2 separate regions of the Homo sapiens genome follow, and region 1 is linked to region 2. The links are chromatin loops, found by intact Hi-C in ENCODE. Cell type or tissue: heart right ventricle. All regions are shown on one strand. Each heading gives the region's core, and the rest is flanking DNA. Links, peaks and the distances in the headings are about the cores only.

Region 1 (15,345 bases), core at 4,371-9,370, 240 kb before region 2:
AGATACTCTGTATTTTCACTCTGTCTAGCTCCTGGCAACCTCCAGTGTGCATTCTGTCTCTATGATTTACCCACCTTGGATAGCTCATATAAATGGAATCACACACTGTCCACACTTCTGTATCTGGCCTCTGTCATTTAGCATTATATTTTCGAGTTTCATCCCCATTACAGCATGGATCGGTGTTTCATTCCTTTCTATGGATGAATAATATTCTATTGTATGGATAGACTGCTTTTGTTTACCCACTTTTCCACAGATGGGCATTTGGATTATTTCTGCCCCTTGGCTATTGCAAATAGTGCTGCTATGAACACCAATGTATGTCTGGAGACATTTTTGGTTGTCATAATTGGAGGGGAGATGTGCTACTAGCAGCAAATGGGTAGAGGCCAGGGAAGCTGCTAAACATCCTGTGCACAGGAGAGTCTCACACAACAAAGAACTACCCAGTGCAAAATGGTGGCAGGGCCAGGGTTGAGAAACCAGTCCTGGCATTTCCACGTAAAGATTCTAACTTATTGGACCCCAAAACTGCTTTGTCAGGAAAGTTACTTTTGTAGAAATTCATATCCTTGAATCTTCTTTGTCTCCACTGGCAAATCCTGTTGACTTTCTCTTCAAGGTATGTCCACAATCCCACTTTCCCTCCACTTCCATTTGCTGCAGTATCCAAGCTCCGATCATCTTTTGTCTGGATCCAGCAAGGGCCTTATACTTGAGCCACCCACACTGATGCCTTCAGTTTGCATGTGGCTGTACAATGGTGACCCAAGTCCCTAGGTGACCCCCAAAAACCCTACGTGGCCAGGCTATCCTTCCTTCTGCATGCTCTTCCCCTGTCCTCCTCACTTATCCTGCTGTAGCACACTGGCCTTCTTCATGGTCCCAGAACACGCTCTGGGTTTTCCAAGGTGGATTCTTTGCTCTTGCTCTTCCCTTGGCCTTGAAAGCTGTTCCTTCAAACATTCGCACGAGCTGCCATCAGTTTGGTTAGTGTAGTCTCTGCTGACATGCTGCCTTCTCAGAGAGGTCTTCCCTGTCCAAGCCTCTCTCTTTTCCCCCTTGCTCTGTTTTGTTTTTCAGAGCACTTATTGTTACCTAGTCATATAAACTGTTTGTTATATTTATTTGTGTATGTTTCACTCTTTTTTTTGTCCTTCCTGCTAAAATGTAAGTTCCATCATGCAGGAACTTTGTCTTTGCAGGGCTCTCAGCTCCTAGAATAGCGTCTGCCACATAAACACTCAGTGCATACTTGTAGGATGAGCAAATGATTATATATTGTGAATGAGCTCAGGCTCCCTGAAACATTAAACTCTCAGGGATTATGATCCTGTGGAATATAGTGTTGAACTCAAAGCTGTGTGCAAAAAAAATTCTCAAGCAAGTAAACTAGAGGTCACAGTGTCCACCTGCTAATGCTTTTTTGTGTGGGTATTTTTAATGTAGAAGAGTCTCTCCAACTCTTACTCAGAGCCTGTTGAAGACTGTGACTTTCGATAAATTTCCAACAAATGTTGCAAACTGCTTTTCCAGGCTGCCACAGGCTGGATGCAGAAAATCAGAATGGATCAGACTTGGTAGCTTAAGACCTAGGGCTGCAACAAGAGATGACAGCAGCTTGGAATTATCTAACGTAGGCCAAGAACTCAAAAGCTCATAGCCATCTGCATGTTGAGGAAATTGCTCTGCGCACCAGCACATCACCTGAGAGGGGTCTGGGCAGTGCTAGGACAACTCCCACTCCCGAAGCTCACACTGAGTTACTATCGTGTTTATAACTAAGGCAGAATTCTTTACTCAGAAGTATGGTAATGTGCACCCATATTTCAGTGCTTTTATCAAAAATGGCTAAAACGCTTAAAGTTTTGTTCAAACTTTATAAGATTTTTGTGGACTGGAAAACCACCTTTGTGGATCAACACATCCTATAATAATGCTGGAGAACAAAGGGTTGCCATAAGTGAGCTCATGTGCTCGTAGACCAGGATAAATCTAAGGCTGGCCCTGACCAGTATTTCTGCTACTGGTGAAGTCCAAGACTGGGATCCCTCAGGACTAACTTCTGATAGGCAGGAGAACCAGGGAAGTCCTAGGAAAACTCAGCTGCTGAGAAGTCTGTTCCTAGCTAGACTGGCTCAGAAGAAGGTCTACACCAAAAAGTTTCAAATTCTGTGCTCACTTGCTTAGAACTGTGAATGGAACATGGCCCATGTCCAGTCTCTGTTCACCACTTCCCCATCCTCACTCTATACTATAAACTCAGGCACTTGTACAAGTATATAGCAGCACATGTGCCTGACAATCTCTACTCTTATCGACAGGTACCAACTAGATCTACTGGGGATCACAGTGCATTGATTTGAAACACTAGAGTATAATGAGAACAAATAAAAGAACAAGGGTACAGAGTAATCAGCTTCATTGAGCCACTCATCCATCCATCCACCCACCCATCAATCCATCCATCCACCCACCCACCCAAGCATCCATCCATCTATCCATCCATCATCCATCCAACCATCCATCCATCTATCCATCCATCCATCCATCCATCCATCCATCCATGCATCATCCATCCACCCAAACATCCATCCAACCATTCATCTATCCATCATCCATCCAACCAAGCATCTATCCATCCATCCATTCATCCATCCATCCATCCATCCATCCATCCATCCATCCCTTTATCTAACCATCCAACCATCCATCCCTTCATCCATCTATCCATCAATCCATCTCTTTATCCAATCATCCATCCAAATATTCCTCCCTCCATTCATTTAACAACTTCTCGCTGGGCACCTACTGTGTCCAGACATTGTGCCAGCCAGACAGTAGGCAGTGGACATGACAGATCAGGGTTCAGCCTTCATGACACTTAGATAAAATGCTGGAAATGAAAGGACATGAGGGATTATTTCTCTCACTCTTTCCTATTAGTGATGGCACAGTGAGGCCCAGAAAGGTGATCACCCATTAAGAGGGAGTAGGTGGTAGAGCTGGATGAGAATACACATGTTTTGGCTTCCCACCTGGCATTCTCAGAGGCTGCTGTGAGCTCACTGGCACTCTGCAGGCCATGACCCAGACTGAGCTTTTCTGAAGCCATGTAATGAAGAGATTCCCAATGCTCTTTATTAGGGTTCTCCAGAGAAACAGAATCAGAACCAATGAAAAATATATACATATGTGTATATGTCTGTGTGTGTGTACAATGTGGGGGTTAGGGGAGTCAAACTCTGAGAAGTTGAAGATCTGTTTATAACTGTTGACCTTCCAAAACTTTTGACTCCCAAAAAACTTAACTACTAGTAACATATTTTTGACCTGAAGCCTTACTGATAACATAGTTAACACATATTTTGTATGAGATATGTGTTATATATTGTATTCTTACAATAAAGTAAGCTAGAGAAAATTTTACTAAGAAAATCATAAGGAACACAAGATACATTTACTACTCATTAAGTGGAAGTGGATCATTATAAAGGTCTTCATCCTCATTGTCTTCACATTGAGTAGGCTAAGAAGGAGAAAGAGAACGATTAGTCTTACTGTCTCAGGGGTGGCAGAAGTAGAAGAAAATCTGAGTATAAGTGAACCCATGCAGTTCAAACCCATGTTTTTCAAGGGTCAAATGTAGGGGCATATGTGTGTGTATACACATAGAGCTTATATATATGTAACGATCTGCCGTTAGCAAGCTGGGCTCAGAGTCCAAAAGCAAGAAAAAACTGTCACCCCAGTTTGAAGATCATCAGGCAGGAAAAATTCTCTCCTACTCGAGGAAGAATCAGCCCTTATATTCTATTCTGGCCTTCAGTGGATTGGATGAAGCTCACCACATTAGGGAGGGCAATCCACTTTACTCAGTTTATTGATTTAAATATCAATCTCATTTCAAAGCACCCTCATAGGCACACCCAGAATAAAATTTGACCAAATATCTGGGCACTGTGTGGCCCAGTAAAGTTGACACATAAAATTAACCCTCACACACTACAAGGAGCTGCAGACCTGTCCAGCAGGAAGAGGTCATAGGATATGAGAGGCATTGTGTATGATGGGGGTGGTTTGGGAGCTGTGCTGTAGAAAAGCTAAATGGTCACCCTGAAAGCCAAACACAGCATCCTTCCCTTCCTGGTGGGTAACGCTGTGAGTGTCTGGGATGAGGGAGGAATCAATTTTCTTTTTTTGTTGTTGAAGGGAGAGCTTTTGGTGACTTTTATCTTGTGTGTATAGGTTATTGCTATTTTCTATTGTTCCCGAGCAGAGTTCTTTGAGAACCTGCGAATCCATCACTAGAAGATGATAAATGATACACATTGCAGAGGGAAGAGGACATTTCACATGTGCACACTTCTTTTTTTTTTTTTTTTTTTTTTTTTGAGGCAGGGTCTCACTGTGTCACCCAGACTGGAGTGCAATGGCGTGATCTTGGCTCACTGCAACCTCCACCTCCCAAGCTCAAGCGATTCTCCTGCCTCAGCTTCCTGAGTAGCTGGGATTACAGGTCCGTGCCACTACAGCCCAGCTAATTTTTGTATTTTTAGTTGAGACAGGGTTTCACCATGTTGGCCAGGCTGGTCTCAAACTCCTGACCTCAAATGATCCTTGGCCTCCCAAAGTGCTGGGATTACAGGCATGAGCCACTGTGCCCGGCCTCACATCTCATATCTGCACACTTCTAATGAGAATCTGCTCTGCCTTGAAATTAGGTCTGCTAATTTTTTATTTTTTCTATGAAAGGACAGCAGAAAAAATTGTTCTTTGGTGACTCTGGTGGTGACTGTACATCCTCAGTAAGCCGAAATTGGGGGGTTAGAGAGCTGAGAGTGGCTGTCAGCTCTGGCCTATATCTTTTTCCTGAGGAGAGCAGTAAAATACAGCAGAATGCCTCAGAATGGTCACCTGGTGATCAGGTCATGGAACCTGTACAGGGAAGAGAACAGTTCTTTGCCCCAGAGACTGAGTGACCACACTTAGAGGCCCTGGACTATTTAAAGACTGAGGGTCTGCACCCTTGCACAAAGGGCAGGAGTGGAGCAGGTCATAATCAGGTGTTGCTAGACATGGTATTCTGTAGGAACAAGGTCCAGTGAAGACCATTTAGCTGGTTTTTGCCTCTTGGTAAAATGTCTGCTTGTGGTGAAAGTCCAAGTTTGGAATAGCCCAGAGAAAGGAGAATCCCACCTTTAGTGGATCCTTGAGCCTCAACATGAGTGATGTTGACACAGAGGTATGGGGTATTGGAGATGGGAGACAAGAAATCTGGGTCCTGAGTTCCCTGCAGGGGCCCCTTCTGTGGCCCTGGGTTGATGACTCTGGGCAACAAGTGACAATCTGAGCTATTAGCAGCTGCATTGGAGGTCTCTGTGGCAGGCCAACAGGCTAGGTCACAGCCTGGATTAGGAGACTTCTTGGGGAGTAAGGCACAAGGGCATGCCAGCTTCTGAGGTTGTTGAGGCCTGCATTTGTAGGGAGCCCACAGACCAGCCCTCTCTAGATTCTTTGGAGGAGAAATCATTTCTTCTGATTACCAGGGAAAACAGCAGGTCCAGGGAGGAATGGAACAAATTTCTGCTCCCAGCCTGTGGACTCGAAAGAAGACAAGGGTCCTAGCCCTGCCTTGGATTGGCCTGACCCAGTACCATCTTGGTTGCCTTCTTAGCTCTATGGGTCCTACGTGGCAAAGACTTATTGACAGGATCCTCAAAGGACCAAGGGGCTCTTAGGGTCACCCACAACCAGAGGCAGGGCTGAACCTGAACCTCGTGAGATCTAAAGGCATTTAGCAAGGTGGTGTTTGTGGGTAGAAGGGACAGATAAGAATACCAGGCAGATTGTTGAGTAGAAGCATATCCAATAGAAAGTCCCTGGTCAGGGCTGTGGAATGGGGAATGATGGCATCAAAAACCTCAACCACAGCCAGGACAGGGGCCTTGGATGGAGGCAGGATGTGGAGGTGGAGGGCTGAGGCACTGTTTACAGGGCTCTTGGCCGTGGCTGGTGAGGACTGGACAGCTCAGTGCTGAGCTACCTTGCACTATTGAATTTCTTGTGTTTTATCATTTGTCCTTTATCCCTTGTCCATACTGTCTTTAAGTCTGTTGATACAACTGTGGTTTCTCTTTGATAATAAGTACCCAAGGGAAGGGGCCCTGTATCAGATCCAACCACTCATGAGAGAGTCAACAGCCGTGTTTGTTTTTTGCTCAACCTAACTTCAAAAATCAATGTGATAGAATTTTTCACTTCCTTAGTGACCTCAGATAGGTTGAACACATTCTTCTGATGGCCCATCATTCACTTATGCATTCGATAAATATTGATTGAACTTCTTTGCACTTTGCTTGCTACTATGGTGTTAAAAGATGGGTCAAGCATGGATTCTGTCTTTCCAAGGAGTTAGATACATGAATAATTTTAATACAAGATCAATATTTGCAAGCTATTCAATCATCTTCCAAGAAAAACCAATAGAATCAACCAATGATTACAGTAAAGAGAAAACTTACCAATGCTGATGGATACCTGATCAGTTAAAAAGAATCCAGTGTTTTTGTACAACAGAAATAACCAGCTAGAAAAACAAAATATAAAGTATCTAGAAATCATTTAAGAGTATATGAAACTTCTATGGGGAACATTTAAAACTTTAGTGACAGATATGTTAGATACTAGAAGTTGATATGAATAAATAGAAAATAATCCCTCTCCAAGCTGGGATGACAATATTTTAAAGAAGACAGTTCTTAAATTAAGTGAGACATCCAATAATTGAATTTTTTTTGAGGAACTTGATAAACTTATTATAAAATTTGTCTGAATCTAACAAAACTAAGAAAGGAGTGGGAAAGGGGACTTGTCTTATTAGGTATAAGGACAGCCTGTAAAGATGTAGTAATAGAAACAATATGGTATTTTTGAAAGAAAAAACAGCCAAGGTAACATAGGACAGAGCTCAGAAAGAGAGATCCTGAGAATCTCACACGGGAATAGAATATACAACAAAGGTGGTGCCTCCTTAAAGTAATAGAAGATAATGTAAGTGATGTCTTTGTAATACAGAGGTGGAGAAAGACCTGTAAATCCCAAAATGCCATAACTGAAAAAACTATTGACGAATTTAGTATTACCATGATAAAGATTTTTGTTCAATGCTGCCTGGGAGAAGATATGTGTAATGTCTAAAACCATTGAGTGAAAAATAAGTAGACCATAAAAGGAAACATTGAAATTAACAAGGAAAGGGCAAAAACTCCACTAGAGAAATGAGCAAAGTATGCAAAGAGGCAATTTACAGCAGAAGAAACATCAAAGACTTGCAAAAAGAGAGAGTTGTTTAAATCCACTAGTAATTAAAGAATTTGCACATTGAAAGACACTGTCACTTTACACCCATTAAAACTCTCACTTTATACCATTAGGCTTGAAAACGTTTTCAAGTTGGATAATGTCACTTGTATCTAGGGATAGAACTTTCTCCAGGGTGGGGGTGGGGGTGGGAGTGAAGGGTGGGGAACGGAAGTATAGACTAGTGTAGTCATTCTTTAGAGCAATCCGTCAGAATTAGTGACATTAGGGATACACATAGCTATGCCACAGCAGGTCTGCTCCTACAAATGAATCCTGAAGAGACTCTCACCGACGTTCTTAAGGTGACCTGCATGAAGGTGTTCATGGCAGCATTCTTTACGCGGGTGAGAGTCGGCTCCAAGCAGACGGGTAGAACATGGAGTAGGCACCTGTGATGGTGCAGTCTTCTCTGTCAACCTGGGAGGCTCCAATCCCCAGTTATTCAGTCAAGCCTCATGTAGGTGTTGCTCTAAAGGAATTCTGTAGGTGTGATTAAGGTCTACAATTGTTACTGGAAAGGGTTCCCAATCCCGACCCCAAGAAGGTTCTTGGACCTCTTGCAAGAAAGAATTTGGTGGGTAAAGAGTAAAGTGAAAGGAAGTTTATTAAGAAAGTAAATGAATAAAAGTGGCTACTGCATAGGGAGAGCAGAGGTGCAGGCTGCTCAACTAATCATACTTATAGTTGCTTCTTGATTATATGCTAAACAAGGGGTGCATTATTCAAGAGTTTCCTGGGGAAGGTGTGGGCAATTCCTGGAAATGAGGGTTTCTCTCCTTTTTAGACCATATAGAGAAACTTCCGGGCATTGCCATGGTATTTGTAAGCTGTCATGGTACTGGTGGGAGTGTCTCTTAACATGCTAATGTATGATAACTAGTGTATAATGAGCAGTGAGGATGAACAGAGGTCACTTTTATTGCCATCTTGGTTTTGGTGGGTTTTGGCTATCTTCTTTACTGCAACCTGTTTTAACAGCACACTGAGCCCTGGCTCCCACGGGCTGCCTCCTGATGCCTCTGTCATGATACTTCTTCTTCTTTTTTTTTTTTTTGAGATAGAATTTCACTCTTGTTGCCCAGGCTGGAGTGCAATGGCGCAATCTCGGCTCACAGCAACCTCCACCTCCTGGGTTCAAGTGATTCTCCTGCCTCAGCCTCCCCAGAAGCTGGGATTACAGTCATGAGCCACCACTCCCAGCTAATTTTGTATTTTTAGTAGAGACGGGGTTTCTCCATGTTGGTCAGGCTGGTCTCGAACTCCTGACCTCAGGTGATCTGCCTGCCTTGGCCTCCCAAAGTGCTGGGATTACAGGCGTGAGCCACCACGCCCAGCCCATGGCACTTCATGACGCTTCAGCAAGAAACACCAGGCAGCTGTTGCCACTGGCCTCCTAGCCCCTACTCTGGGGCTTGGGGGTCAACTTCCCCAGGACTTACCTTCCAAAACCAACTTTCTTCATTTTGTATTCTAGGTACGAGACAGTGATTTACTTCTCTTTTCTCCTCCTCCCTACTGTTCCTCCCCATGTTTTCAGAAAACACTTCTGCCTCCTGTCCCTTCTTGGTCAATCGGTTTTTGGTCGACCCCTGTTCTCGATCCTGTTTTCTCCTGTCCCCAGGATGCAGAAGGTGGTGAACCCAGGAGCTGAGGAAGGAGGTTTCCAGTTCGTTTACATTAAGGGCCCTGGGGGAGAATAAAGCTCAGAGCAGGAGGGAGTAAGGAAACGTTTCCTTTTTGTTTGTATTTGGTTGGAGTTTCTTATGTTTGAAAACACTGCAGTATCCATGAGTTGGCCTTGCGGAGGGTGTTCCTAGGTAGAGGTGAGAATGGGGAGGCAAACTCCCAGGCACCAGGCAGGAGGTGTCTTGTTAGCTAACTGGGCAGATGTGGAGGTGCAGTGTCATCTGCATCTCTGGAACTCTTCCAAGGCCCAGTTTCCCCTCACTCAGCCTCTTAAATATCATTTCCCCTATTGTGGGGATTGGACCCCAGAGTCCTCCAAAGAATCGGTTGCCTGCATCGTTGGCTCTGCTGTGATCTAACTGGGGGAGAGACCAGTTTCTGATACTCATCCTCTGATTTATACATATGCATTTTTCCCCTCTGGCCTTTAGATGGCCTCAGGCCCGGCTACCATATGCCCCTGCAGTTTGCACTTTAACTGATGGTAGTTCAGCTGGGGTACTTGTTTTACGGGAGTTTTGATGGATTTACCTGCCCTCCCACCTTCTTTTTAATTCAGTGGAATCTGAGGTTAATATAAGGTTTTTGGAGACGTTATAGATAAAAACACCAGTGGCAGCTACTCAAGTCCAATCTCCACTGTTAGCGTCCTCCAACTCCAATTCTTAACTGATATTCTTGCCAACCTAGCTATGGAGTATAGGTTTGCCTTTCCTGGAGATTTAACTGGGTAACTGGGGAGTGTCTCAGGATAGCATAGGCCAAGCTGGGGATTAAAAAGGAGGTCGGGCAAAAGGGAGGAGTTTTCTATCCTGTCCCGGGTTTCACATCCAATTTGATATCCATTACCATGACTTTTCTACTTCCCTGTAAATAGGTATGATGTTTATTCCCACTGTATAGTCTGTTCTGTCTTCTCTCTCCTATCAGGCCCTGCTTCTTTCCTCCTTTGTTAATATCTTGAATTTAGTCCCTCCATCCTTAATCCCTACCCCTCCCCACCATGCAACCAACGGTTTAATCCATGTACCACCAGGGGCAAGTACCACAGAGGCCTCCTTGGGGCACCTTCATATCACACCACCTGTTTCTGTGGACATGGAATGACTGGCACTGAAGGTACCTTACAACTGGCTCATTATCAGAGGACACTGGTCCTTTCTAAATCTCTAGCCTTTCTTCATGTCCCTTATCACGTGTTTTAAGATGTCTGTGGGAGGCCATCAAGGCAAAAGAGAACTTTAAGTTCCTTGTTCCAGCCCAGAGTTTTGGTAAAGAAAGAGAGAGAGAGAGAGAGAGAGAGAGAGAGAGAGAGAGAGAGAGAGAGAGAGGAAGGAAGGAAGGAAGGAGGAGGAGGAGAAGGAGAAGGAGAAGGAGAAAGACAAGGAGGAGGAGGAGGAGAAGGACAAGGAGAAGGAGAGTCACGGTGACCTAGGATTAGAACCTTTCTGCCCTTTTGGCTTGCAGACTGCCTTCTATTCCATAACAGCTGAGAAATCTATGAAGCTGAGATTCTGAAGGGCCCAGCTTAGGTTCTTCCACTTAGGCCTCAGTTCCCTTCCTTTTCCAGTGGCAGCCTTAGTTCCCATGGCCCTGAAACACACACATTTCTCCCTGCCTTTCCGAGAAGCCTCTAGCCCCCCCAGAGCACTTAGTGCATCCTTTTTACAAGTGGAAGAACTGGGATGGCTTTCTAAAGTCTCTTAGAAATGAAGTTCTTTCTCTGTCAAGCTTTGCCCCATGGAGCAGGAGTGAAGGTGTTTCATTGTCTTGGGGCTCGGAAACCACTTATCCAGGCTTCTCCCCCATCCCACCCCTATAGGAACAGGATCTAGCCTTAGCTTCTGGGCAATCGGCTACCTTCCCTCTACTTCCTACCAGATCTTCTGCCTTCCTTTGAGCTCTGCTGGGCTTGGGGATGTTAGTTTTTTTAAATTTCCCAGCTCATTTTTCTCTTCTGGCCAGTTTTTTTAAGGCAGTGGAGGCAGGGGCACAGTGTTCTGGTTTTTTTCTTTTTGTTTTGTTTCTAAGAAAGCATTTACATTTCTTCCTCTCCTAACATAACAATCGTGGTAACAGAATGTGACTGCTGATTTACTGATGTATTTAATGTAAGGAAAAAAAGGAAAAAAAGAAAAAAATACCCAATACAGCTATTTTCATTGTATTAGATATTATAAATAATCTAGAGATGATTTAAAACATGAGGGAGGATGTGCATAGGTTATATCAAATACTATGCCATTTTATTTTTGAGTCAGCGTCTTGCTCTGTCACCTAGGCTGGAGTGCAATGGTATGATCTTGGCTCACTGCAACATCCGCCTCTGGGCTCAAGCTATCTTCCCACCTCAGCCTCCTGAGTAGCTGGGACCACAGACATACACCACCATGCCTGGCTGATTTTTGTGTTGTTTGTAGAGATGGGGTTTTGCCATGTTTGCTCATGGTCTCATACTCCTGAGCTCAAGTGATCCTCCCACCTCGGCTTCCCAAAGTGCTGGGATTACAGGTGTGAGTCACTGCACTCAGCCTATGCCATTTTATATGACACTTGAGCATCCTTGGATTTTGGTATCTTTAGGGGTTGGGGGTGGTTCTGGAACCAATTCCCCATGGATACCGAGGGATGACTGTACTTCATCTTGGTGCTCAGTTGGGGAAAATGCTGTGGTGTGGCCACAATGGCTGGTTGCTTCCCTATGTCTATTCTCCTCTTCTTTCACAGTAACAGACCCCAGTTTTGTTTGAGGCATAAATAAATGAAAAATGGTTCTACCTCTTTTGGAGTCAGCTTTTGGCCAATAAGACATAAGCTGAAATGTTGTGTGAAGTGTCTAGGAACTATCTTCAAAAGACAGAGGCATAACCTTCATCCTCCCATCCTCTTTCCTGTTGTCTGGAATGAAGATGTAATGGCTGGAGCTTCAGCAGCTGCTTTGGACGATAAGGCAATGTACTGGGAACAGGAAGGAGCTAGATAGAAGTATCCTGGGCCCTGGCATCCATGGGGTCACTATACCTGTCTCCCAAATAAACCTCTGATGTGGAGGCTCCCGACTTTTAATGCCAGAGACTAAGTCAGGACTTCTTCCAGAGCCTAACCATCTGAGGTGACTTTATGTGAGATCATAATGTATTTTTATGTTTTAATTTCTGTGGTTTGGAGGTTTTTTGTTATAGGTAGCTGAACCAAATCCTAACACACTTAAGGAAGGGAGATTAAGACTATTGGTTGATCCATGCTGGTGGCACAAGATGCAAGTATTGATGAGTAGTTGGTGCAGGAGGTGTGAGGAAAAGAGAGAGGTTCAGATGCCACCCAAGTTTTATGCTTGAGTACTGCACTGACAGAGCTGGAGGTGGGGAGAGAAGTACATCAGGGAATGTACTGAGCTTGGTTTGGGTCAGAGAACACTCAGGCTATTGGAAATGGGGACCTGGGAATTAAGGAATAGGCCTGGGGTAGAGATTACACTGAAGTAATAGGTAGAGACATACAATGAGTGAGATCACCCAGGAGTATAAGTTGCAACGTAAGATGGTAATCAGTTACAACTAGCAGGCAAGAAGGGAACCAGGAGGAGCAGGGGAGTGGGTGGTGTGGTGGGAGGCACAGGGGAGAGAACACAGAGAGCAGAGCAGCCTCCCCAGACAGAGAGACGGGGTGGGTGCCAGCCAGCAACACCAGCTGCTACTGTTCATCAGGCAGCCCCTGGCCAGGTGTCCACACTTATTTTTCTAGCAAAAATCCCAAATGGGAAGGAAGTTTTAGGGAAGTGATGGGCACTGGCACAGCAGGGAGGAGGCAAAGGCTTAGAGGTGCTGCCAGGAGCAGAGCTGACAGTTCCTGAGTCCAGGTGGGTGGGAAGTGAGTGTCGCCTGAAGGGGCCTGGGGAGAGGGTACCTGGAAGGGGTGAAGATCAGGGCAGAGATTGCCATGAGGATGGGGACCATGGTCCATGGGAAGGAAGGGGGAGTGAGGAGATAAAGGGTGGTGTTTGGGGTGGGCGCTCAGAGCCTAGAGGTGGGCACAGATGTGGGTGCTCGGTGCTTCCTCTGCGTGTTCGGTGAGCCAGTGATGGCCTGCAGCAGGTCCCTGGCCCGGGAAGCTGAGGGTGAGACTCGCTGGGCTGTCTGAGGAGGGAAGGATGCCGAGGCCCTCTTTCCCAGGGTGGGGGATGCCCAGCCGACTCCTTTATAGCCCCTCTGATTCTGGCTGTTCATGCCGGGACCTTGAGCCCATTAGCAGGCACTCTCACTGCATCCGTGTTCTAGGCAGGCATCTTCTCGGTGCTCTGGGGCTTGTGCTTAGCTTGGTTGTGGCTCATGTGCTTGTGATACCAACTTGGAAGGTGCTGAACGCAAAAGGAGGTCTGTGGGACTCTGGAGCCCTAGAAAGAGGGGCTGACTTTTGCGGGAAAACTTATTCAGATGGCCTGACTCAATTTACCTTTCAAGAAAAGGTGCGACATGGTTCCCACTCAAAGCACCCAGACAATTTCCATGAAGGCCCCGGAGGTTCTGCGTATTCAGAGACTGCTGCTATCCCTTCCCTACCCAGTGAGCATCAGGGCCAGACCACAGCTGGCTCAGCCATCCTGCCTGCAGGGAGACCCACAGCTGCTGGCTGGCACCTGCTCCCCAAGGGTAAATGCTGGCTCCTTCTCTGACGCTCACTGTTGTTGCTTGAGTTTGGCAAATGCCTCCCACAATATTTACTCCAGCATTCCTGCTCGCCAGGGGATTCTTAGTACACAGTCCCTAATGAGAGGGTCTCAGAGCTCCTGTAATAAACAAACCCGCCTTCCATGGCTCACCCAGCACAGTTCAAGGTGACTGGGCCGAGAGTCCTTTCCTGAAGGGTCCAAGGAACCTGATCTTGTCTGGCTCAGCCACCTGGCCCTGACTGGCCCTTTCTGCCCCTGGTGACCTGATTAACCACAAGTCTATTCCAGATTCCTTCTTACTTAACCCCCTGTCTACACTGACTCCTCTCGCCGCATAAGAGAAGATTATAAAATTCAAAAGGCCCGAAAGATCCAACATGTTCAAGTCTATAAAAACAAATCTGCCCTAAAATGCAAATCCTAATAGTGGATCGGGATCCAGAGTGTTCTGAGGTCTCATGAATGCATGATTCTTGTCAAAATGAAGCTTTTGGGGAAAGTACATCTCCCTAAGATTTCAGCTATGTCCTTTTGTTGTTGGTAAAGTAAAAAACAATTTTTTCTAGTTTTTTAGTTTTCTATCTTAGCGTAATGACTACCTGCAGCTAACTCGGTGGGTTGTAATTTTTTTTTTTTTTTTTTTAAGAGCAGAAGGGTATGGCCTCTACTTTATTTTATTTTCTTCTTTTTTTTTTTTATTATACTTTAAGTTTTAGGGTACATGTGCACAATGTGCAGGTTAGTTACATATATATATACATGTGCCATGTTGGTGTGCTGCACCCATTAACTCGTCATTTAACATTAGGTATATCTCCTAATACTATCCCTCCCCACTCCCCCCACCCCACAACAGGCCCCGGTGTGTGATGTAAAACCTCTCTTTGACTATTTGGGTCCAGGTAAATGGCTTGGCTGCCTTTCTGCACAGAGTGACCCAACTGATTGGGGACGCTTGTTTGTAGCCGACATACCCATGTCCGCACACTGTCCCTACCTGGCTCGCTGGCCTGGGTGGTGACGCCTAATCTTGAGTATGGATGCCCGTTGTCTTGAACATGTTTCTTTCCTTAAAACCTTCAATTAGAGGAATGCAATGGGGATTTTCATCACACTGAATACCACATCTCAGCGGCAATTACAGAACAATGAAGACAGATCAAAACTTGTCAGTAGACAGACATTTAGAGAGAAAAACCTTTTCAATATTTTGAAAGAAAAATAAATAGGACTCAAATCAACATACACATACTCGTGCATCATTGGAACTTCTCTGCTAAGAGGGATGTTTTGAGATCAAGGTTCACGTGAACCCCAAGTAAATAAATGCTATCAGGGAAAGCAAGTGGCAGTAGAGGTGGCAAGGGGCGGAGGCTGATGGTGTAGCTGGTGCCAGATGGGGTCCTGAATTCTCTGACCAGAAGTCTGGAGTTCCCTGGGAAATCTCGCCACACTGTCCACATAGAGATGGGGATGTATTATAGTTGGAGTTCTTCAAAGAAACAGAATCAATAGGCTGGAAATTAGGGAGGAGTTGGTGTTGTTGTCTTGGGTCTGAGTCTCACAGTGATCTGGAAACTGAGTCAGGGTGTCCATGTTGCTGTCTTCAACAGAATCCCTTC
Region 2 (15,345 bases), core at 4,580-9,579:
TTTGGCTAAGACGATATTTGTGGCTAGAAACACTCACATTCTTAATAAAAAAAAAACATCACTTGGACGTAAAAATCACACCATGTTACCACCATGGGAAAACATCTGAATAAGCAGCAAACAATCAAAGGTATTCAAGAAAGACACCTGGTACTGAAATACATGGGTGTGATATTCTTAAAGGATAACAGTTTATACCCAATACTTAGCAAGCACGATGATAATCATGATGATGATATATGGTTGTGTGCGTATATGGGTGTGTGTGCGAGCTTGTGGTACCACTAATACAATATTTATAGAAAGCAATAGAAACTTTTTAATTTAGTAGAAATTATTTCAATAACTGAATGGCTGAGTCTGAAATATAGATGAAAAGTAAAGCATATGAACATGGTCAAGAATAAAAAAATTAGAATATAAGATCCATATTTTAAAGACTAAAGTGAGAGAAGAAATCATAAACAAATGTTTAAAATGGTAAATATTATTCATTCAGCTAGAGTATATCAAGGACAAATTATCTTGAACAACTAACATTTGTTGTTTGTATTGCTAACCACCAGTCAAAAGAAAACAGAGATATCGACCTGGCGTGGTGGCTCACATCTGTAATCCCAGCACTTTGGGAGGCTGAGGTGGGTGGATCACGAGGTCAGGAGATCGAGACCATCCTGGCTAACACGGTGAAAACCCATCTCTACTAAAAATACAAAAAATTAGCCGGGTGTGGTGACGGGTGCCTGTAGTCCCAGCTACTTGGGAGGCTGTGGCAGGAGAGTGGTGTGAACCCGGGAGGCGGAGCTTTCACTGAGCCGAGTTCACACCACTGCACTCTAGCCTGGGTGACAGAGCAAGACTCCATCTCAAAAAAAAAAAAAAAAAAGAAAAGAAAACGGAGATATCAAAATTAGTAGCTATGTCACTGCTTTTATGTCCATTGGAAAATGTATAGGTTTGATTTAAGTAAAAGATGGAATAGGCAACTTTCAGTTTTGGACATTGATCTTAAGCATCCTTACCACAATGATTAAAAAAAGAAGGTAACTATGTGAGGTGATAGATACACAAATTAGCTTAATGGTGGTAATTATTTCAGAAAGTATATGAACATCAAAACATCAAGTTGTACACCTTAGGTATATATAATTTTTTGTTGTCAATTATACCTTGATAAAACTGGAAAAAAAAGTAGTTAAGGGCACACCTAAGATAAAGACACGAGGAATGTTGTTGAAAAGTATAGAAGCCAGAATTCTAGTGGGAATCCATTTGTTAACACCATTTGTTCTGGTGGAAAATCCAATGAGGAATCCATATTCCTGTATGCAACCATCCATATTATATGAAGGAATCACAACTCATACCCATGGGGATAACAATTTTGGAGCAGTTTAGGGATTTTGCTTAAAAAAATTAAAGTAACTTGGAAAGTTTTTTAAAAAGAAAAGTGGATTTTGCTTAAATGAAACAACAGTGGACGTGACATTCCAATAAAATATAAAAAAATTAGAACCAAGTAACAAAAATGCTTACGTAACTGTGAATAAGATTGTTTACTAATGATTCTGAAACTGATTGTATCTATTATAAATTACAATTCAGTGGCAATTGAAAAGCGATTTGAATAAGTTGAGCCATATTCTGCTAATTTTGGTTTTCCTTATAATGTTCCAGAATTGAACAATTTAGAAGAAGAAGGCTGAGGTGGGCAGATCATGAGGTCAGGAGTTCAAGATCAGCCTGGCCAACATAATGAAACCGCGTCTCTACTAAAAATGCAAAAAATTAGCCGGGCATTGTGGAACGTGCCTGTAATCCCAGCTACTTGGGAGGCTGAGGCAGGAGAATCGCTTGAACCCAGGAGGCAGAGGTTGTAGTGAGCGGAGATCGTGCCATTGCATTCCAGCCTGGGCAATAGTGCAAGACTCCGTCTGAAAAAAAAAAAAAAGAATTAAGTAAATGTAATAAATGAAGAGCTAGAAAATTCATTGATTATATGTCATTTTACAGCTCATGTTTTAAAATAAGCTTTTAGTTGTAAAATAATTTTAGACTTACAGAAAAGTTGTAAAGAGAATACAGCCCTCATATAAAGCTCACACAAAGCTTCCCTGATTGTTAACGTTTAAATTAGTATGTTACATTTCTCATAATTAATGAAACAACATTGACATAGTATAAACTAAAACCCATACTTCATTCAGATTTCTTAATTTTTGCCTAATGCTCTTTTTCTGTTCTGGGCCCGCGCCCAGGATGCCGCATTTCATTTAGTCATCCTGTCTCCTTAGCCCCCTCTTGGTGGTGCTGTTTTTGCAGACTTTGTTTGGGTGACCTTCACAGTATGGAGGAAAGCCGGCCAAGTATTTCGTAGAACATCCTTCCGTTGGGATTTGTCTGATGTTTTCTCACGATTAGTTGGGGATTACACGTTTTTGGGGAGGAAGATCACAGATGTACAATGCCATTCTCATCATGTCACACAAAGGGCACATGCTATTAACATGACTTACCACTATGGAAGTTAACCTTGAACACTCAGATGCAGTCACACTTGTGACATTTCTCTTCTGTAAAGTAACCCCTGCTTCCTACTATACTCTTTGGAAGGAAGTCACTATGCACAGCCCATACTTAAGAGTGGAGAGTTAGGCTCCACCTCTTGGAAGGCAGAGTATCTGTACAGATTATTTTGAATTATTTTGTGTGACAGCCTTTTCTATTCTTCCCCATTAATTTATTTATTCAATTATTTCTTTATATCAGTGTGGACTCATGGATGGACTTTTTTTTTTACACTTTGGGTTATAATCCAATACTACTTTATTCATTGTATTGCTCAAATTGGTCCAGTTTTGACAATTGAAAGCTTTTTAGTTGGGTTCTATTTTACTAGAGCCAACTTAGACCATTGAGACATCTTTTAGTTGGCTTCCTTATCACAGTTTTGAATGTTATATATAATTAAATTTAAAAAATAATTATTACGAATATTTTATTTTCTGATATTGTTGTTATTACTTACTTGCTTCCTGGTGCTGCGAGATGCTTAAGGTTCATCTTCTATGTTTCCTGCCCCAGGCCTAGAACCAGCCATTTCCCCAAGGATACCAGGGTCCTTCCATTGCAGGAGAGTATTATGAGTGGAAACCATGGTCTGGAGCCTAGATGTACTTGCTGCCACTGAGGTGTTGTTAGTCCTAGTTGCTATCATCTGACAGCAAGGAAATACGTGTGTATACCAGCCTGTGTATATACATATATCTATAAATGTTTCTCTATGAAACCATCCATATTCATATTAAGGTAAACATGAGTTTATGTCACCAATGATGAGCCGTCATCACGTGGAGTATTCTAGCTCCTCCAGTTATCTCGAACCTTCCATTTCAATCGTGAGAAATATAACTCCTACCATTCACCATCCATTTATTTAATCGTTCAATTTCACTAGACATGCATAGTGGTCAGAATTATTAACCTGTACCCCTGTGGGAAGCAGCTTTATCAGCTAGAGCACAGTGCTTATATACTGTTTCTGTTGTGTTTAGTCTTACAGGCTCCATGCATTTTCTAAGTTACTTAAGCCAGTGCCTTTTCCACTTGCCTCTGAAGATTATGTCTTACACTTGTAAAATAGTCACATTCTTTTTCACAATCTTTATGCCATCCTGGAATCCTTTGACCTCTTGAGTAATTTTCAAAAAAAAAAAAATTTTGCATACCTTAAGGTTTCCTCTTTGTGCTGCAAATTTATGTTATGGGTTTTGTATAGTGTATGTACCCACCATTACAGTATTATACAGGATAGTTTTGCCACTCGAAAACAATCTTGTGCTTCACCTATACACGCCCTGTCCCCAGCATGAACCTCTGGCAACTACTGATTTGTTGTCTTTATGCAATTTTTCCCTTTCTAGAATATCGCATAACTGGAATCAGTACATATCCTGTTCAGATTTTCATCTTTCACTCCACAATATGCATTTAAGTTTCTTCTGTGTCTTTAAGTGGCTCACTAGCAGCTCACTCCTTTTTATTGGAGAATGGTATTCCACTGTATGGATGTACCAAGTTTGCTTATCCATTCATCTATTGAAGGACCTATTGGCTGCTTCTAGTTTTCAGTGGTTATGATAAAATGACTACCAACATCTGCATGAAGATGTTTGTGTGTACAAACGTTTTCAAATTGGTGGGGTAATTACCCAAGAACATGACTGCTGGATCATATGGGAAGAGTAAATTTAGCTTTAAAAGAAACTGCTAAACTCTCTTCCAAATTGGCTGTGCCATTTTGTATTCTTATTAAAAATGAATGAGAGTTTCTGTTGCTCTGTATCATTGCCAGATTTGATCTTGTCAGTTATTTGGATTTTAGCCAATTCTAGCTAACTTAGCCATTCCAATAGATCTGTAATGATAACTTATTATTGTTTTAATTTGCATTTCCCTAATGAATAATGATGTTGCCTATTCACATGATTAGTTTCCATCTGCAAGTCTTCATTGGTGAAGTGTCTAAATCTTTTGACTGTTTTAAAAGCTGAGTTATTTCATATACAAAAATTAACACAAGATGGACTAGAGACTTAAATGCAAAACCTCAAACTATAAAAATCCTGGAAGAAAATCTAGGGAATACCCTTCTGGTCATTAGCCTTGGCAAAGAATTTATGTCTAAGTCCTCAAAAGTGAATGCAACAAAAACAAAATTGACAATTGGTACCTAATTAAACAAAAGAGCTTCTGCACAGCAAAAACAAACAAACAACAATAACAAAAACTAACGGCAGAGTAAACAGATGACCTATGGGATGAGAGAAAATATTTGCAAAATGTACATTTCACAAAAGACCAATATCTAGATTTTATAAGAAACTTGAACAAATCAAAAAGAAAAAAAAAACTATTTAAAAACTGGGCAAAGGACATAACAGACACTTCTCAGAGAAAGAGAAAGACATATAAGTGGCCAAAAACATGAAAAAAATGTTCAACATCACTAATCATCAGGAAGATGCAAATAGAAAGCACAATGAGATATTATCTCACACCAGTCACAACGGCTATTACTTAAAAGTCAAAAAATAACAGATGTTGATGAGGCTGTGGAGAAACGGGAACTCTTACACACTGTTGGTGGGAATACAAAGTCGTTCAGCCTCTGTGGAAAGCAGTTTGGAGATTTCTCAAGGAAGTAAAACTAGAATTATTATTCAACCCAGCAATTCCATTACTCAGTATATACCCCAAGAAAAATAAATTGTTCCATCAAAAAGACACCTGCACTTGCATGTTTATCATAGCACTATTCACAATAGCAAAGATATGGAATCAACACAGATACCAAACAATGGCGGATTGGATAAAGAAAATGTGGTACATATACACCATGGAATACTACATAGCTATGAAAATAATAAAATCATATCTTTTGCAGCAACATGTATGCAGCTGGGGCCATTATCACAAGCAAACTAGTACAGAAACAGAAAACCAAATATTGCATGTTTTCACTTTTACAGAGGAGCTAAACATTGGGTACACATAGACACAAAGATGAGAACAATAAATACTGGGGATTCCAAAAAGGGGAAATGGGGGGACAGGATTGAAAAACTATCTATTGTGTATTATGTTTGCTACTTGGCTAACAGGATCATTAGAAGCCGAAACCTCAACACCATACAATATACCTATGTAACAAACTTGCATGTGTACCCCATGAATCTAAAAAAGAAAAGTTGGGTTATTTCTCTTTTCATTGTTGAGTTTTAAGTTTCTTTGTATATTTTGAATACAAGTCTTTTAACAGATATGTTTTGCAAATAGTTTCTCCCATTCTGTGGTTTGTATTTTTATTTTCATAAGTATCTTTTACATAGCAGTTTTAAATTTTAATAAATTCCAAGTTATCAGTTCAATTTACTTTCATGGATTATCATTTCATGTTGTATATAAAACCACCTCAAAAAAGCCAGGTCTTATAGTTTTTTCTCTCGTCATTTCTTCCAGAAGTTTTATAGCTTCGTGTTTTACATTTAGGTATATGGTCAATTTTGAGTTAATTTTTTGTGACATGTGTAAGGGCTAGGGTTTTATTTTCATATTGACATCCAAGTTTTCTAGCACAATTGTTAAAAAAAACTGTCTTTTCTATATGGAATTGCCTTTGCTCCTTTATCAAAGATCAGTTAACTATATCTGTGTGGCTCTATTTATGGACTATTTAGTTACATTGACCTATTTATTTATTTTTGCCAACACTAGGTTTTGATTACTGTAGCTTAATAGTAAGTCTTGAAATAGAGCACTGTGAGTCCTTCAGCTTTATTGTTCTTCCTCCTCCTTCTTCTTCTCCTACTCCTTCTTTAGTGTTGTGTGATCTAACTATTTTGCCATTTGATACACACTTTAAAATTAGTTTATTGATGCCTACAAAGTAGTCCAGTAAAGTCTGGATTGTCTTGAATCTGTGGATCAAGTTGGAAAGAACTGACATCTTGACAATATTGTCTTCCTATCCATGAACATGGAATATCTGTCCATTTATTTAGTTTTTGATTTCATCAGCATTTCATAGTTTTCTGCATTCATATCCTATACATATTTTTGTTATAGTTATACCTAATCATTTCATTTTTTGTGCTATTGTAAATGGTATTTGTATTAGGGTTCTCCAGAGAAACAGAAAAACAGAAACATCATCATCTCTGTGTGTGAGTGCGTGTGTGAGACAATGTGTGTGAGTGTGTGTGTGTGTTTGGGGTGGGGAGACAGGAAGATTTAAAGAAATTGGCTCATATAATTGTGAAGCCTTGGCAACTGCAAATATGCAGGTTAGGCAGCAGGCTGGAGACCCAGGGAAGAGTAGAAGTTGGACTCCAAAGGCCATCTGCTGGCAGAATTTTTTCTTGCTTGAGAAAGGCCAGTCTTTGTTCTACTGAATGCTTCATCTGATTGGATGAAGCCCACCCACATTATAGAGGGTAATTGTCTTTACTCGAATTCTATCCGTTTAAATGTTAATCCAAAAAAATACTTTCACAAGAAAGTCTAGAATGTTTGACCAGATATCTGGGCACTGTGGCTCAGTCAAGCTGACACATAAAATTAAGCATCTCAGTATTTTCTTTTCTAATTTCAAATGCTAATTTTTAAATTTCTGGTATAAAAGAAAGCAATTGACTTTTGAGACCTTGTTATACATATTTATTAGTTCCAGAAGTGTTTTTAATTGGACTTTTCTACATAAAAGATTATATCTGTGACTAAAGACAGTTTTACTTCTTTCTTTCTAATCCATATACATTTCTTCCTTTTTCTATTTTTATTGCACCAGGTAAAACTTCTAGCACAATGTTGAATAGGAATGGTGAGAGAGGACATTGTTGCCTTGTTCCTGATTTTGAGGGGGAAGATTCCACTCTGTTTTCTTTAAATATGATATTAGCTTTCAGCTTTTAATAACTTTTTTATCAAGTTGATGATGTCCTCTCTGTTTCTAGTTTGCTAAGAGTTTTATGATAAATGGGTGTTGGATTTTGTTAAATGCCTTTCTCTGTGTTGATTGATTTGATCAAATTATTTCTTTTCTTTAGCTTGTTGATATGGAGGGTTACATTGATTTTTTTTTATTTTTGAGTCTTGAACCAGCCTTGAATGTTTTAAATACATCCCACTTGGTTGGGATGTATAATTCTTTTTGTACTTCGATGGATTTGATTTCCTAATATTTTGTTGAAGTTTTTCATATATATTTATGAGAGATATCAGTCTATAGTTTTCCTTTCATTTCACATCTTTATCTGATTTAGGTATTAAGGTAATCTGGCCTCATACCTGAGTTAGGAAATGTTCCCTCTGCTTTTATTTTTTTGGAAGATATTGTAAAGAATTAGTATTATTTCTTGAAATGTTTGTTAGAATTTACTGGTGAAAACATCTGGTATAGTACTTTCTTTTTAGGAAGGCTATAAGTTATTTATTCAATTTCTTTAATAAACACATGCCTATTCAAGTTGCCTCTCTCTCCTTGTGTGAGTTTTGGTAGTTTGTGTCTCTCAAGAAATTCATTCATTTCATCTAAGTTATCAAATTTGGAAACAGAGTTGTTCATAGTATACCTTTATTATCCTTATGCCAAAGGGATTCATTATTTAATGAATATTCTCTCATTTTTTATATCTGTGATTTATATTCTCTCTCTCACTTTTGGTAATCCTGGCTATAGATTTATCAATTTTGTGATTTTTTTTTTTTTTTTTTTTTTTTTTTTTTTTTTTTAGGGAAGAAGTAAAGTTGTTTTTATTTGCAGACAACCTGATCATTAAGTAGAAAATCCTAAGGAATATATTAAAAAATGCTAAAATTAATTGAACTTATCAGAGGTGTAGGACACAAAGTCATTATAGAAAAGCATTTTTAAAATAGATGAACAGTTTTTTTAATTCATCCTCCTCCTTTACTTCCTCCTCGTCTTCTTCATCTTCCTCTTCCACTTGTTTTTGGGCAACTTTAGCAGGACCTTTTGCACCATCAAACTTTCTAGACTTATAGTCAGCAACATCCTTCTCATACTTCTCCTTCAGCTTTGCTGCCTTGGTGATTGATATGGTTTGGCTCTGTGACCCCAACCCAGTCTCACCTGGAATTGTAATCCCGATAATCCCCACCTGTCAAGGGTGGGACCAGGTGGAGGTAATTGGGTCATGGGGGCGGTTGCTGTTCTTGTGATAGTGAGTTCTCACGAGATCTGATGGTTTTACAGGTGTCTGGCATTTCCCCTTTTGGCACTCACTCCATCTTGCCATCCTGTGAAGAAGGTGCTTGTTTTTCCTTGCCTTCTGCCATGATTGTAAGTTTCCTGAGGCCTCCCCAGCAATGCGGAACTGTGAGTCAATTAAACCTCCTTCCTTTATAAATTACCCCGTCTCAGGTTTTTCTTCGTAGCAGCATGACACTGGACTAATGCAGTGAGGTAAGGCTCCTTTCGCTGTCATTTAAGTTATTCCACATCTCAGCCAGCTTTTTTGCCACATCTCCAATAGAGATGTCAGGCTTTGTGAATTTGATCTTGGGCAGAATTCTGAACAGAACAGGAGGAATCCAGATGGTGGTCTTTTGTGGGCATTAGGATCCTTCTTCTTGCCTCCCTAAAATAACTAACTCTTTGGTTCTTTGATACTTTTGCTGACTTCCACAAATTTGGCTACATTGTATTTTAATTTTCATTTAGTTTTCAAAGTCTTTTTAAATTTCTTTGAGATTTATTTTAGACCTATGGGGTATTTAAGAGCACGTTATTTAATTTACAAATATTTGGGAATTTTTCAGCTATCTTTCTGTTATTAATTTCTAATTTAGTTCCATTGTAGTCTGAGAACATGCTTTAAATGGGTTTCTATTTTTTCAAACTTAAGGTGTTTTTCAAGGCCCAGAATGTAACCTATCTTGGCAAATGTTCCCTGTGAGCTTAAGAAGAATGTGTATTCTGTTACTGCTGGCTGAAATATTTTTAAAAATGTCAATTAGATCAAGTTGATTGATAGCGCTGTTCAGGTTGTCCGCATCTTTACTGATTTTCTGCCTGCTTAAACTGTCAATTCTGGCAGTGGCTAACTATAATAGTGGAGCTGTTTATTTCTCCTTTCGGTTCAGTCAGTTTCTTCCTCATGTATTTGGATGCTCTGTTGTGTGATATATTCATGCTTATAATTATGTCTTCCTGGAAAATTGACCCTTTTATTGTTAATGTCCCTCTTCATCACTGATCTTCCCTGTTCTGAAGAGTGCTGTGTTTGAAATTATTACAGCTATTCCTGCTTTTTTATTCAAGAGTGTCAGCATGTTACAACTTTCTCCATCCCTTCAATTTTAATTTGTCTGAGTCTTTCTATATAATATGTGCTTTTTGTAAACAACATATAGTTGGATATTTAAAAACAAACTCATCTGACAATTTTTTAAAAATAATTTCTTAGGCTGTACACTTTAAAGTGCTTATCGATATAACTGGATGAATATCTACTGTTTTTAACAGTTCTCTATTTACTCCATTTATTCTTATTTTTTAAAAAATTTTCCTATTTTTCTGCTGTCTTTTGCTTTATTGAGCATTTTATATAATTCTATTTTATCTCTTCTCTGAGCGTGTCAATTTTAATTCTTTTAGCTTTTTTTTCATGTTTGCCTTAGAATTTACAATATTTATTTTTACATGATCCAAAGCAACCTTCTAATGCTGCTACACTTCGTCACATGTGGTGCAGGAAACTTCTACTGGAGCAATCCCAATGCCTCTCTCCTATACCTTGTGACACTGTTGCCATTTATTCAGCTTCACTGTGTGCTATAATCTCCCAATGCATTGTTACTGTTATTACTTTAAACAGCCAATTATCTTTCAGATAAATTAAGCATAAGATCAATAAAAGCATGTTACTTCCACGTATTTCTTCTCTGATACTCTTAATTTTAAAAAATGTAGAACCTGGTTTCTGATCTCTGTTGTTTTCCTTCTTTCTGGACACAGAATTTCTTTGAATATTCTTGCAGAGCTGATTTGCTGGCAATGAATTGTCTCACTTTTTGCTCATCTGAGAAAGTATTTTTCCTTCATTTTTGAAGGATAATTTCATGGGATATAAAAATTCTAGATTGGTTGTTTTATTTCCTTCCAACACTTGAGATATTTCACTCCATTCTCTTCATATGTGCATAATTTATGATGAGAAACACTGTAATATTTATCCTTGATTTTCTATAGATAAGATTGCTCCCCCACCCCGATTTCTTTCAAGGTTTTTTCCTTGTCTGATTTCTCGCGCTTTGAATGTGCTACGCCTATGAATGGGTGTGTGTGTCTTTTGGCATTAATCCTGCTTGGTGTTCTCTGAGCTTCCTAGATTCGGGGCTTAGTATTATCTTTAATTTTGGAATAATCTGGGCCATTATTACTTTAAATATTTCTTCTGATGAGTTCTCTCTTTCTTTTCCTTCTGATATTCCAATTACACTTATGTTACAACTTTTGAAATTGTCTCCAAATTTTTGGGTGTTTGTTTTTGTTGTTGTTATTTTTGTTGTTTGCCTGTTTCCTTGTTTTGTTTTTACTCTTCTCTTTCTGGAAGTTTCTATGGACATAGCTTCAAGCACACTGATTCTTTCCTTGGCTGTGTCTAGTCTCTTACAAGCCCATCAAAAGCATTTTAAAATTTCGGCTACAGCGCTCCTGATTTCTAGCATTTCCTTTTAATTCTTTCTTAGAATTTTCATCCCTCTGCTTACATTACCCATCTGTTTTTGCATGTTTTCTACTTTTTCCACTAGTGTTCTTAACATACTAATCATGGTTACTTTAAATTCAGTGTCTGCTAATTCCAACATCTGTGTCATCTCTGAGTCTGATTCTGATGCTTACTTTGCCTCTTCAGACTATTTTTTTCTTGCCTCTTTGCATGCCTTGTAATTTTTTTTTGAAAGTTGGATAATAAGAACGAAGGTTCATAGGCCTTTATGTGAGGATTTATGTGAATCTGGCTGTGAGCCAGGCTGCTGTTTCAATGTTTGCTGTGGCTCTAAGTGTTAGGGGCTTCAAATTCCCCTAGTGTCCTTGTTTTTTATCTTCCTTCTTGTCTTTGAGCTTCTTTTAGAACACTCCTTTGACAGTCTGTGACTTGCAGCAATATTAGCTGTGCTCCGCCGCTGCATGGGAGCCCTGCTGGGCGTGGGTGGTAAGGGGAAGGGGAGGAGGCGTGTCTGTAAGGTTCTGATTGAATGTCGGTGGCTTGGTGGGCCTGTGTCTGTGGGCTGTGACCTTCACCAGTCTTTCTTCATGGGATAGGTTTCACCTGCTCCCCTTTGGATTCCCTGGCTGTAGCATTGCCAATTTATTTCCTTAAAGCCTGGCCCCTGGTGACTAGTTTTCCCCTTAAGTGAACAAGGGCTGGAGATGTATTAATGCCCTTAACCCGTGTTTTTCCCTGGAGAGTGAGCCTTTGCTACAGAGAAGGTCTGGGCACTTCTCCCCCACCCCCCCTCTTTTTTGTACAAATGTAATAGGTACACGTGCAGTTTTGTTATGTGGATATACTGTGTAGTGGTGTAGCGTAATCATCGCCCAGATAATGTACCTTGCAGCCACTAAGTAATTTCTCATCTCTCACTCCTTGCTCACCTCCCACCCTTTGGAGTCTCCAATGTCTATTATTCCACACTCCACATCCACCGGTAGACATGATTCAGCTCCTACTTATACATGAGAACATGCAGCATTTGACTCTCTGTTTCTGAGTTATTTCACTTAAGATTTTGATAATATTTCTTCCCTTCCCCATGCCATAGCCATAAGAGATCTTTCTTAGATCCTTACCATGGAAACCTGGTGTGTGTCCAGGTAGTGACGCCCATGAACGTGTGGGCGCCCTCACGCCTCCTGCCATGCTGTGGTTTCCAGAAATTTCTCAGTCTCTTGCTGGTCCACACTAAGCCTCCAGCAACTCAGACGACTGTGTATGTGCTTCTTCCAGTCCATGGCTCCAGCAGCTCCTGCTCTAGGTACACAGACCGTGGTGGGTACATCGCTCCTGTTGTGCCTGTTTTCCTAGGTTTTGGGGTGGTGGTTTGCCCTTCAGTCTCATTTTTCTGATGAGTCTAATTTTTAAAAATTTATTTTCAGTTTGTTGAGCTTCTAAGAATGGATGGGAGTGTTGTCTTCCAAGTTCTTTATTTGTCAGAGCTGAATCAGGAAGTCTTATGGGTTATGTTTGAGATTTTCTTTTCACCTTTGGTTTTCAACAGTTGGACTTTGAAATTTTCTGGCATGCTTGCCTTTTCTTCCTTCCTTCCTTCCTTGTTTCTTTCCTTCCTATTTCCTTCCTTCCTTATTTCCTTTCTTCCTTCTTTATTTCCTTCCTTCTTTGTTTCCTTCGCTCCCTCCCTCTCTCCTTCTTCTCCATCCTACTCATAGTTAACTGAGAGCAATTTGTAACTGTGAAATGATTTACTTTAATTTATTTATTTTCTCAATTTAGAAAATTATGACCCATTCTTTCTTCGCTTTTCTTTTCCTGTCCCATTACATCTTCTTTTTGTTTCAGGGACTTAATTGGTTTATCCTATACGTTCTTTTCTGCTTATTCCAAAGGCTGGACCATCTGTGTGTGTCTGTCTATTAATTGCACTTCTTCTCTTCTTTATGGTTCCAATTTTTTTATGCTTCTCTTCATGTCTAGTAATTTCTAACTTTATAGTGAGTTAGTTGCATTGTAGAAACCCTGGATTTTGATTTCTTCCTCTATAGGATGTCATATTTGTTCTGGAAGGCAATGTAATTACTAGATAAATGCTTCCATCCAGTTCAGTCCTGTCTAGGGACAGATCATTTAGCTTTTGCTCTTAGCCTGAGGATGAACCTATTAGTCCTAGGATGTGATGTGTATTCTCACTGTGTGGCTGTTTCTGGGTTTCAGTGGGAAGTTTGAAGCATTCAGCCAGCATGTCTAACTTGGTGAGACTTTCATATCAAAGCCCAAGGGAATGAAAAATGGGAAAGAAGTGGAAAACTGGGAAACCACAATGGAAGGAAATAAAGCAGTTAATAGAATAGATACACAAGATGGTCTAGGCTTTGGATTCTGTAGGATATGTCCTTCATCAATGTCATAAAGTTCTGAGCCATTATCTTTTCAAATGTTATTGTTTTCTCAATCTTCTTCCTCCTCTTTTCCTGGTAGTCCAAAAACATCTGTGCTAGACCAATTTATTCCCTCAGTTCTCTGGGTCTCTTATCCTCCCCTATTATTTTTTTTCTACCCCTTTGTCTCTCCATCTTTATGGCAGGTATTTATTTTCTTTCTAATTTATTTTCCAATTTACTGATTTTCTCATCAGCAATGTCTAATGTGTTGGTAAAACAATCCATTGAATTTATCTCGGTTATTATATTATTTGTCAGTTCTAAAATGTTTTTAATCAAATTTTTACTTAGTTTTTCAATGTATATGCACACAAACACACAAGTGTCTGTTGTGTATGTGCATGTGTGTGTGTATGTCTTTGTGTGTGTAGGTATCAACCTATTCAAACAGGTAGATTTACTGTCTTTTCATGGGCAAAGCATACATATTTGGCCCAATATTTGCAAAATTCAAATTCAGCATCTTTGCTATAAAATGTTTCCAAGTTTAGAAAAAGGTTATAATGGTAATGAAAAAATTCTTATATAACACTTTTTTCTAAATTATACTTTAAGTTCAGGGGTACATATGCAGAATGAGCAAAGACTTGGAACCAACCCAAATGTCTATCAATAATAGAGTGGATAAAGAAAATGTGGCACATATACACCATGGAGTACTATGCAGCCATAAAAAAGGATGAGTTCATGTCCTTTGCAGGGACATGGATGAAGCTGGAAACCACCATTCTCAGCAAACTATCACAAGAACAGAAAACCAAACACTGCATGTTCTCACTCATAAGTGGGGGTTGAAAAATTCTTATATAACACTTTAATACCTTTCATTCATGTAAGTTTATTTGATCCTCACAACCTTATTATGTGAGCTAGTCAGTTATTCTTAGTCCCATTTAAGAAATTTAGCAACCAAACTTCAGAAAGGTTAAGTGGTTTTCTGTTTGTTTCCTTAAAAACGTTTGAATACATAATTTCAACCTTGTCTTCTGTTTTAATATTAAGTTATAGTTATTTAAAATCTGTGTCAAACATCTGTGCCTCCTTGAGTTTCTTTCTATGTATGTTTCTGTTGGTCTTCTTTTGTGAGCTTTTATTTAAGTGTTTTTCTGTTTTAAATTGTATCCGGATATGGTATTGCCAATTTGTATGGAAGAATATTATTGCTTTTCTCCAGTGTAGATTTACACCTATTTTGCAAGATGCCTGGCTACACAAACAATGTGAGATTACTTCTGTCTAATTTCAAGGCTTCAGATCATTTTAAATTGAACTGAAATACTGTGAGATTCTACGTTATATTGACTCTTATTTTTAGGGTGCAGCCTTTGGGATTCAAATCCAAGAGAAAGACTTCACCAGGATCTTCCTGCACAGACCCTGGCAGGCCCTGATGCTGATCTCCATCTCTTTAGCTTTAAGAACGTTTTAAATGTGACAACACGCCCCTTGGCCTCTCAACTTCCCTTCTGAATTTGGCATATGCCCCTAAAGAAAAGAAGTAGCTGAGAATGTCTGGTTCATTTGGCATATTACCCACATCTGAGCCTGGTAATTCTTTACTATTTTGTTGACTTTCTTCTGTTTTTGTATTTTGCACAGCTTTTCAGTTAGAGAGTATTCTTAATTATCTAGCCCACTCT

Evidence for each region. A loop is a pair of places that touch in the nucleus more often than their neighbours do. Peaks named below come from ENCODE experiments on the same cell type or tissue, not always from the same donor. Only the 100,000 strongest peaks of a DNase experiment are listed, where the experiment ranks them.
Region 1: a loop joins it to region 2, with 2.6 times the contacts of the local background. A loop is called at or near these places in 23 of 110 quality-filtered maps.

The regions. Positions count from the first base shown.
Region 1 is chr5:6,526,561-6,541,905 of GRCh38, reverse strand. No RefSeq gene overlaps it. Among named protein-coding and RNA genes, the nearest start is that of LINC01018, 48 kb to the left of the region's middle. In heart right ventricle, for the core only: no CTCF peak of the experiment used is centred there; no DNase peak of the experiment used is centred there.
Region 2 is chr5:6,283,734-6,299,078 of GRCh38, reverse strand. It overlaps the pseudogene HMGB3P3. Among named protein-coding and RNA genes, the nearest start is that of LINC02145, 46 kb to the left of the region's middle. In heart right ventricle, for the core only: a CTCF peak has its summit at 6,909 (motif pointing left); no DNase peak of the experiment used is centred there.